Linked DNA regions of Homo sapiens: region 2 is linked to region 1. A link is an interaction called in ENCODE POLR2A ChIA-PET data of the cell type or tissue named here. Cell type or tissue: Caco-2. All regions are shown on one strand.

Region 1 (5,000 bases):
TATAAGAACTTTCACAGATCATTAAGAAAAACGAACAACCAATAGAACAAAGAGGCAAAGAATATGAACACAGTTGATAGAGAAGGAATCAAAAGGGCTCTAAAATATATGAATAGACAACATTTATCTGAAAATAAATGAAAAATTTAACTACATGTTTTTTCTCACCAATTGATATGAGATATCAATAGATTGGTAGCTACTGAAAAGTTTGATAACACTTTGAGAATTGTGGAGAAATAGGCACTCTCATACAGGCTGGTGGGAGTGTACATTTGGACAGCTTTTATGGAGAATGATTTGCAATATCTGTGAAATGTTACACATATGTATACTCTTTGACTCAGCAATTCTGTTTCTAGAAATGTTTCCTACATATTTACCTGCATTGTATAAATTTCCACATTCATTCACTATAGCTGTATCTGTAATAGGAAAAGTTGGAACCATCCTAATGTGCAATGTAGGGGTGGAAAAGGTGTGATACTTTTCTTTACCCATCTTAAGGGTCACAGCTGACACTACCATAACAAAAAACAGGTTAGCAAGATAAATGGATAACTTATTGAATCACAGTTTTATGGGATGTAAGTGCCTTCAGAAATGAAGACCCAAAGACCCAGGGAAAGCTGTCCATTTTTATGCTTAGATGAGATGAAGAATGGACAGCTGTGTAGAAATGTGATTGTACAAAAGGAGTATGATCTAATAGTAACAGACTGAAGGAGGAATCCAGCAAGTCCTGTCTGTTCAGATTCTTCTTGGCCTCTCTGTGCAGCTTTCCTTCTTCCTGAGTGTAGGGCAAGACCCTTTTGGAACGAGGGTCTTATGACAAGGTACATCAAAGAATGTCTTTATGGCCAGCTCTTACACAAAAAGGTGGGGGAAGGCTAGATTAATATTTCTAGGTTTTTCTAGAATAATGTTTCTGGCTTGCTTGGGAGAAAAGGGGTTCTAGTTTCCATGACCCGCCTTGGGGAACAGAAATTCTGGTTTCTATTATTTGCTTTAGGAGACACAGAGGGGTGGGAGACAAGAGGGCAGGAGAAAGTCAGAGACAGACTTTGCTTTTAAGGCTTCTCTGAGGCACTTTCAGTCTTCTTTAGTTCAAAGCACTCAGTGTGCCAAAGAGCCATACTCTGGGGTGTCGTTTCCTGAGCACCAACAATATTGGCCAAGGACATTGTGACTATCCTTACCAGTGCTGTGGTCCTTTAGGAAGTTGAGAAGGGGCTAGAGTTCCATGAGAGCCCAGGTGTAGATGTGTATTTGGTAGTCATCGGCTTAGGGTCAAAGACAGAAGTGATATAGAATCAGTTCATCTAAGGCAAGAGTAGGTTCAAAAGGTTGCCCCTTAAGGGTAAGGACCAAATTTTATTCATCTCCGTAAGGCCAGGATCAAACACAATCAAGATTTGATAAAACAGGCCGGGCGCAGTGGCTCACGCCTGTAATCCCAGCACTTTGGGAGGCCAAGGTAGGCAGATCACCTTAAGTCAGGAGTTCTAGACCACCCTGGCCAATATGGTGAAACCTCATCTCTACTAAAAATACAAAAATTAGCTGGGCGTGGTGGTGCGCGCCTGTAATCCCAGCTACTCGGGAGGCTGAGGCAAGAGAATTGCTTGAACCTAGGAGGTGGAGGTTGCAGTGAGCTGAAGACTGCAGTCCAGGCTGGGCGACAGAGCAACTCCACCTCAAAAAATAAAAAAGGAAAAAAAAAAGATTTGATAAAATAATGTACATATAGGACAGAGCTGGAGGGAAACCCAGGAAAGGTGAATCAGAGAGAGAAAAGACGCCAAGATAATGTGGTGACTTGGGAGCCAGAGAGACGGAGCCTGAGACTTGGAGCAGGGCACAGCACAGGAATACAACACTTTTCACCAGAACGACATTCCGACCTCTGAATCAACCCTGGAAAGGCCCTTCCATTGAACTTCTTGTGATGGAGGAAAAGAAACCCTCAGTTTCGTCATCGCAAGGCGGAAGAGTTTAAATACCATACCTCAAGATCTCCCTCCAGCCCTGACACGCGACTCCGCGGCCCTTTCAGCGTCGGTCGCCTAGGAGACAAGCGCCACTTCCGGCAGCGAAGTCACTTCCGCGGAGGTCCTGCCTCTCCCTGCGGACGGGCGCTGATTGGCCCGTTTGAAATGCGCCAGGCGGGAGCTCACCTGGGCTCTTAGCGTCGCCGCCGGCTTCGCAGAGCACCGCGCCTTAGCCGCGAAGTTCTAGTTCTTGCTGCCGGTCCTAACGTCCCGCAGTCTTCGCCAGCCAGCCGTCCCGCATGCGCGTTTGGGCGGCGTGGAGCCTGCTGCCATGAAGTCAGCGTGAGTACGAGGCCGCCGAGCAGGGAGAGAGGGCGGACGGGGGCCGAGGCCTCGGGGCTGGGGGCAGGCGTCTCCACTCAGGCCGCGGCCGTACGCGGGCAGCGCGGACAGCATCCCGCCCGGTGCTGCTGCGGCCGCGACCCCAAAGTGGGAACCTCCACGTGTGGCCGCTCCGCGGGAGCCTGGGCGCGGAGACCCCTGCCGCGTCGCCCCCCGCCGCCCCGCCTGGGCCTCCAAGGGGCCAGGAAGGGTCGGCCCGGAGCCGGGGTTGTTTTACGCCGCACCCGGTTCCCGGGGGCGGGGCAGTCCTCCTCGGGGTCCCGGGACAGCCTTTCCCTTCTCCCTCGCTGGCTGCCGCCGCCTCCAGAGTGCAGTTGGCCAACTTAGTGCGGGTCGGAGGTGGTCTCGTGTGTGGAGCAGAGCGAGTGTGCTGGGCATTGGTTAGATGGGCTCCGTTTCTGGAGAGCCCTGGCACCGGTGATCGCCGCTAGCTTTTTTTTCAGCCGAGCACCCTGTCCTTGAGGCCGAGCCCATCCGCTTACACAGGCCAGTTACTTCTGCTGTATTTTGTGGCCGCAGAGAACCTCCGCCCACATTCCTAAGCTAATATTTTCGGCGCAGCATCATTCCTGGGTAAAGAAATATTTGTCGTGCAAAGGAGAGGATTGGCTTTATTACCATTTAGGGAGTCGTTTGCAAAAGACAACTTGTTTATTAAGAGGCCGAAGTCAAAATCTTTAGATGAAAAAAATTATATATAAGAAATATACGTTGAGTTTAACTTAAGCCCACCACAAAGTATTTTGCACTGAATAACACGAATTTGCTTGTGTTTCATCTGAGAATATGTTTGGAAAAATATTTTTAAACTACAGTCGAAGCCAATAATCTTACTTAATTTTAATGTGTTAAATGTATATCTAGCCTATAGATAAATGTGAAGGGAAAAAGATGAGATGCTAGAGAAATGGTGAAATCAATCAAAATAACTTTTTGATTGCCCCTACTTAAGAAACCAAGAAATTGGCAGTTTGGGACCAGATTTTGTTTGGAGACAAAGAGTAATGTTTTGAGCATTCAATGACTGGTTGTTCCTTGAAAGTACAGGCGTAACCCTTGACGAAAGAATGGTTTCCTCCATGTGCATTTTTATAGTGTATTGAAGTTAATCGCTTGTCAGTCTGTAAAGTGTGGGCAGTTATAATTTGTAGTGCCTCTGTTAAATTGTTGCTCAAGAAAATATGCAAGCCATTTTAAGTATAGAACTAATCAGAGAATAAGTAGGTAGCTTTGGTACCAAAAATGTATTCTAAAGCAAATTTTAATTACTTTTGGATTACGCATGCCACAAACACTCTGCTACTATGATTATTAATGTTATTTGGGATGCAGTGTTTTGCAACTGCTAAGGGATAATTTACAGATAACCTAGAAAGATTGTATAAGTTTTAGGTGAGGCTTTTGTATTCGTGTTGAACTGAAAAAAAAGTTATTATTATTTTTTAATCTATGACCAGGAGAGCTAAGACACCCCGGAAACCTACCGTGAAAAAAGGGTCCCAAACGAACCTTAAAGACCCAGTTGGGGTAAGGTATCCCTGTAAATTTATGTGTGGTGTTTAAGAAACTTATCTCTTCAGTCCTTTCTGTCTTATGTGTATGCTTGGAAGGGAAAGAAGAAGACATGTGGAAGTATAATCAAAGAACATTTAGTTAAATGGATGTACTACATTGTGTAAAACTAGTGCTAGCTGTGAAATTTTCTCTATAAGATTAATTAAATTAGTCCAGTAAAATGAAGTCTTTGGTTGTCAACTGCATACCTTCTGTAATTATAATTTGGAGAGTTAGATAATTAAAAATCTCCAACTGGGTTCATATTCATCCCAGAGAATATGAACTGAGTTCATGCCATACAGTAACTGATGGCATGAGGAGAGTTCCAAACTTCTTGGGACCAAGTTTAATTCAGTTAAATTATGAAGAAAAAATGAAGCAGGCAAAAAGAATAAGAATTTTAAAACAAAACAACAAATGGCAAACAAAAAGGGTTCTTTGCTCTGAGGTATTTTAAATCTATCCCTCGTTGCCACTGGAGTGGGTCCCTGGCTCTGAGTTAAGGGAACCGGGTGCTTTGCACACAGCTGAATGAGTTTTCCTCAAGCCCCCTCCCCTGCTTTCAAAAATGTCTCTGTAGGCTGGGTGCGGTGGCTCACATCTGTAATCCCAGCACTTTGGGAGGCTGAGGCGGGTGGATCACCTGAGGTCAGGAGTTCGAGACCAGCCTGGCCAACATGGCGAAACCCTGTCTCTACTAAAATTACAAAAATTAGCTGGGTGTGGTGGTGGGTGCCTGTAATCCCAGCTACTCGGGAGGCTGAGGCAGGAGAATTGCTTGAACCCAGGAGGTTGCAGTGAGCTGAGATCATGCCATTGCACTCCAGCCTGGGTGACAAGAGAGAAACTCTGTCTCTAAATAAATAAATAAATAAAAATGTCTTTGTATATTAAATGTTGGGTTAAGCTGACAAGTTTTTAAATTGACATCCATTTCCAAGAAATTCTAACAGTTTTAAAAATCTCGTGTGACATGTTGTTGACTTTTAGAGATATTAGTAGTAGTATAACTATTATTTGTGTACAATATAATAGTGAATACACTGCAAT
Region 2 (5,000 bases), 1.2 Mb before region 1:
AAGTAGACATAGGAGACTCCATTTTGTTCTGTACTAAGAAAAATTCTTCTGCCTTGGGATGCTGTTAGTCTATAACCTTACCCCCAACCCCGTGCTCTCTGAAACATGTGCTGTGTCCACTCAGGGTTAAATGGATTAAGGGTGGTGCAAGATGTGCTTTGTTAAACAGATGCTTGAAGGCAGCATGCTCGTTAAGAGTCATCACCACTCCCTAATCTCAAGTACCCAGGGACATAAACACTGAGGAAGGCTGCAGGGTCCTCTGCCTAGGAAAACCAGAGACCTTTGTTCACGTGTTTATCTGCTGACCTTCTCTCCACTATTATCCTATGACCCTGCCACATCCCCCTCTCTGAGAAACACCCAAGAATGATCAATAAATACTGAAAAAAAAAAAGAAAAGGATCAGCGTGGCCTAGGGCAATACACAAAGCTTGCATGAGGGAAGGGAGCCTCAAAGCACGGATGGATGAATCTAACTAGGCAGAAAAGCAGGAAAGCAGGGTAAAGGCCTGGAGGTGGAAGTGAAGAAGGTTCTGCATGGAGCTGAGATGCCTGGCTTACTGGAGCCAGAGAAAGAGAAGGGACGGGCGGCTCGATCTTCAGACTGGACAGATAGCCAGTAACCCTGAGGACTGCTCAGTGGTCTGAGACGAGTGACCAACACAGAGGCCCCACCCAGCTCCTTCCTCAGTAGCCATCAGGGTAAGGCCTCAAAAAGCAGAGAGTGATAACCTCCAGGCCCAGAGAACTTGGGTGGCGAAAGAGGTAACAGCCTTCAGTTTCTTGCTCTGATACCTCCAAACTTGGCAAAAAGTAGGATGTTCGGTACGAGGAATAAAGGGATTTTGGAAGCATGAACACTTAGATGTGTGTATCTGGAAGTTATGTGTACCCAGCATACACTAGAGGCTCAGTGACTACCTCCTCCTCCACCTCAGGAAGCACCTTGGTCAATGAGAATCCCTGTCATTAGTCCAGCCTAACTTAGTAGGACAGGAAAAAAAAAAAAAGAGGGGGGCTGGGCCCAGTGGCTCATGCCTGTACTCCCAGCATTTTGGGAGGCTGAGGTGTACAGATCACCTGAGGTCAGGAGTTCGAGACCAGCCTGGCCAACACAGTGAAACCCTGTCTCTATATAAAAATACTAAATTAGCCAGGCTTGGTGGTGTGCGCCTGTAATCCCAGCTACTTGGGAGGCTGAGGCAGGACAATCACTTAAACCTGGGAGGCGGAGGTTGCAGTGAGCCAGGATCACGCCATTGCACTCCAGCCTGGGCAGTAAGAGTGAAACTGTCTCAAAAAGAAAACAACAACAACAACAACAACAACAAAAAACAACTCTAAAAAATTAAAAATTAAAAATTAAAAATTAACTGGGTATGGTGGCACACATCTGTAGTTCCAGCTACTCAGGAGGCAGAAACAGGATGATCACTTAAGCCTGGGAGGTCAAGGCTGCAGTGAGCTATGACCGTACCACTGCACTTTAGCCTGGGTGACAGAGTAAGACCTTATTGCAAAAAAAAAAAAAAAAAAAAAAAAAGCAGGCACACAGAGTGGACACTCAGCAACCAGCTTGCAAATCAAGATTAGACTGGGCACAGTGGCTCATGCCTGTAATCCCAGCAGTTTGGGAGGGTGAGCTGGGCAGATCACATGAGGCCAGGCATTCAAGACCAGCCTGACCAACATGACGAAACTCCGTCTCTACTAAAAATACAAAAATTAGCCCAGCATGGTGGTGCACACCTGTAATCTCAGCTACTGGGGAGGCTGAGGCATGAGAATTGCTTGAACCTCACAGGCAGAGGTTGCAGTGAGCTGAGATGGCACCACTGCACTGCCTGGGCAATACAAAAAGACTCTGTCTCAAAAAAAAAAAAAAAAAAAAAGATTAATCAGCACCTGCCTGGTTTTCTTCTCCTGGAACTCTGCCCACGGGAGGCAGATCATGGAATGGTAAAGGCATCCTCTCCCCCAGCTCATGTCCTGAGGATGAGCAACCTCAACCCTGTCCCAAGTTCCTGGCTCCACAGACTTAGCACACTGAGCCCCCAGCCTGTGCCAGCTAGGTCTCAATCACTAGCAAATGCTGCTGAAAACAATGGTGATGGCACAATGGCAGATAACCTGAAACAAGGTTAGACTCTTCTCTCCTTCCCAGCTTTCCAAGTCTACCATATGGGGACAATGACACCACGACAGTTGAGGAGTGCATGCCATACACTTAAAATCCTCAAGGCAGTCAGCAGCATCTGCAGGGCTGCCTGGCAGAAAAGGAAGGGGTTTCATCCTGAACAAGTCAAGCGGTAACCCACAAATGGGGACCACAGAGAGACTAATTTTGCTTCTATTTAAAGAATGGTGACATACAAGACAATGAAAAGCTTGAACAGAAAAAAAACTAAGGAAATGAAGGCAAATATAATGAGAGAATAAAGAAAGGCAACTAGAAACTCCAAGAAAAACAAAAGTAACATAAGAAAGCAAATGTAACTGTTAAACATTATTTGGCTCTGTTGGAACAATATTTATTAAATACATGGCTTAAATAACATACACATTTTATATTAATTTTCAATGTTTAGAGTCAATCCACAGATAAAACATGGAAGATAATTACGGTTTTAAAGCAGCAGATAATTATAGTCTACTTTGATAACATGAAAACAGAGGACAGAAATTGTAGGAAGGGGTGAGGAAAGCTAAAGTTTAGGGTAGGGGACTAATATCATCTTTTTATTTTAGTTTTGGAGACAAGGTCTTGCTCTGTCACCCAGGCTGGAGTGCAGTGACACAGTCATGGCTCATTGCAGCCTTGACCTCCCAGGCTCAAGCAATCCTCCCATCTCAGCCTCCTGAGTAGCTGGGACCACAGAAAGGCATGTGCTGTCACACATGGCTAATTTTTAAAATTTTTCCTTTTTTCTAAAAGGAATCAAAGGCTGGGCGCAGTGGCTCATGCCTGTAATCCCAGTACTTTGGGAGGCCAAGGCAGGTGGATCACCTGAGGTCAGGAGTTAGAGACCAGCCTGGCCAACACGGTGAAACGTCATCTCTACTAAAAATACAAAAATTAGATGGGCGTGATGGTGGGCACCTGTAATCCCAGCTACTCGGGAGGCTGAGGCAGAATTGCTTGAACTCTGGAGGTGGAGGTTGCAGTGAGCCAAGATGGCACCACTGCACTCTAGCCTAGGGGACAAGAGTGAAACTCCATCTCAAAAAAAGAATAAAATAAAATAAACCAAGAAATAGCAGTTGAGTGTAGTTTTTAAGAGTGTGGACTTGGCTGGGCGCGGTGGCTCAGGCCTGTAATCCCAGCACTTTGGGAGGCTGAGGCGGGTGAATCACAAAGTCAGAAGTTTGAGACCAGCCTGGCCAACATGGTGAAACGCCGTCTCTACTAAAAATACAAAAAATTAGCTGGGCGTGGTGCCGAGCACCTGTAATCCCAGCTACTTGGGAGGCTGAGGCAGGAGAATCGCTTGAACCCGGGAGGCGGAGATTGCAGTGAGCTGAGATCATGCCACTGCACTCCAGCCTGGGTAACAGTGTGAGACTCCATCTCAAAAAAAAAAAAAAAAAAGAGTCTGGACTTTGGAGACTGTTTGGGTTCATATCCCAGCTCTGCCACTAACCAGATCTTGAGCAAGTCACTTAACTTCTTGGGCCTTAATGTCCTCATTTGTAAAATGGAGATAATAGTAGATCCTATCCCTTTTTTTTCTTTTTTGAGACGGAGTCTCACTCTTGTTGCCCAGGCTGGAGTATAATGGCGCGATCTTGGCCCACCGCAACCTCCGCCTCCTGAGTTCAAGTAATTCTCCTGCCTCAGCCTCCCGAGTAGCTGGGACTACATGCGCATGACACCATGCCTGGCTAATTTTTGTATTTTTAGTAGAGACAGGGTTTCTCCATGTTGGTCAGGCTGGTCTTGAACTCCTGACCTCCTGATCCGCCCATCTCGGCCTCCCAAAGTGCTGGGATTACAGGCATGAGCCACCACACCTGGCCAGTAGATCGTATCTCAAGGGTCGTGGTTTAATTAATACATGCAAAAACTTAAGAGCAGGGCCTGATCCATAAAAAGTGCTAGTGTTTTTTATTGTTATAAACATATTATTTGGAAATAGGAATTTGACTCTGGAAAAAAGAGCTAAAAGAAGCTAGGGTGATTGTCTCTGGTGCTAGGGAAGAGTGGGACAGGGATTACTACTTTTTAAAACTTGAAGCCTTTGCTATTTGATTTATCACGGGCACTAATTATAATACTTTCTTTTCTTTTCTTTTTTTACTTTTTTTTTTTTTTGAGACAGTCTCACTGTCATCCAGGCTGGAGTGCAGTGGCGCCATCTCGGCTCACTACAACCTCCGCCTCCCAGGCTCAAGGGATCCTGGTGCCTCAGCCTCCTGAGTAGCTGGGATTACAGGCATGGGCCATCACACCTGGATAATTTTTGTATTTTTTAGTAGAGACGGGGATTCTCCATGTTGGCCAGGCTGGTCTCGAACTCCTGGACTCAAGTGATCCACCCACCTTGGCCTCCCAAAGTGCTGGGATTACAGGCGTGAGCCATGGCACCCGGCCTAATTGTAACACTTTCATTATAATACAAAAACTGGCAACAAAGCAGGTGGACGTTGGAATGGGTTACCTTAAGAGGTAGTGAGCAAAGCACGGATGCAGCAGAGGAAATCCAAGCATCCTAGGAACTGGACAGGATGATTCTGCCTACTCTCTTGAGCAGCAATGATACTGGGAATGGGCTGAAGCCACATTGTGGGGGGCAGAGACACCCTGGGAGACAGAGAGCTCCCACCCTCACACCACCCCCCTGGGAATACCCTGGCTGGTGGGGAGCTCACACAGGGGAAGAGGGACATGACTCCTTAGCAGCCAAAGTGGAGTCGTAAGAGCAGAGCCCGTAAGTCAGAAACCCTGGGTTTAGGCCCTGGTTCTTGCCAGCAAATGATGTAACCTCTTTGGGCCTCCA

What was found. Peaks named below come from ENCODE experiments on the same cell type or tissue, not always from the same donor. Only the 100,000 strongest peaks of a DNase experiment are listed, where the experiment ranks them.
Region 2: POLR2A ChIA-PET joins it to region 1 with 10 read pairs; 2 of 35 experiments call an interaction of 5 or more read pairs at or near these places.

The regions. Positions count from the first base shown.
Region 1 is chr15:69,412,144-69,417,143 of GRCh38, forward strand. KIF23 (kinesin family member 23) reads left to right here and starts at 2,206. Exons shown (of 24, transcript NM_001367805.3): 1 at 2,206-2,333; 2 at 3,851-3,920. The coding sequence starts at 2,323. KIF23-AS1 (KIF23 and PAQR5 antisense RNA 1) reads right to left here and starts at 2,886. Exons shown (of 2, transcript NR_132971.1): 1 at 2,009-2,886. RefSeq lists silencers at 2,376-2,495, 2,526-2,605. In Caco-2, no CTCF peak of the experiment used is centred here; DNase peaks (open chromatin) are centred at 2,128 and 2,838; H3K4me3 peaks cover 1,828 bases.
Region 2 is chr15:68,222,745-68,227,744 of GRCh38, forward strand. The region is part of intron 1 of CLN6 (CLN6 transmembrane ER protein); the gene reads right to left. Among named protein-coding and RNA genes, the nearest start is that of CLN6, 4.5 kb to the right of the region's middle. In Caco-2, no CTCF peak of the experiment used is centred here; no DNase peak of the experiment used is centred here.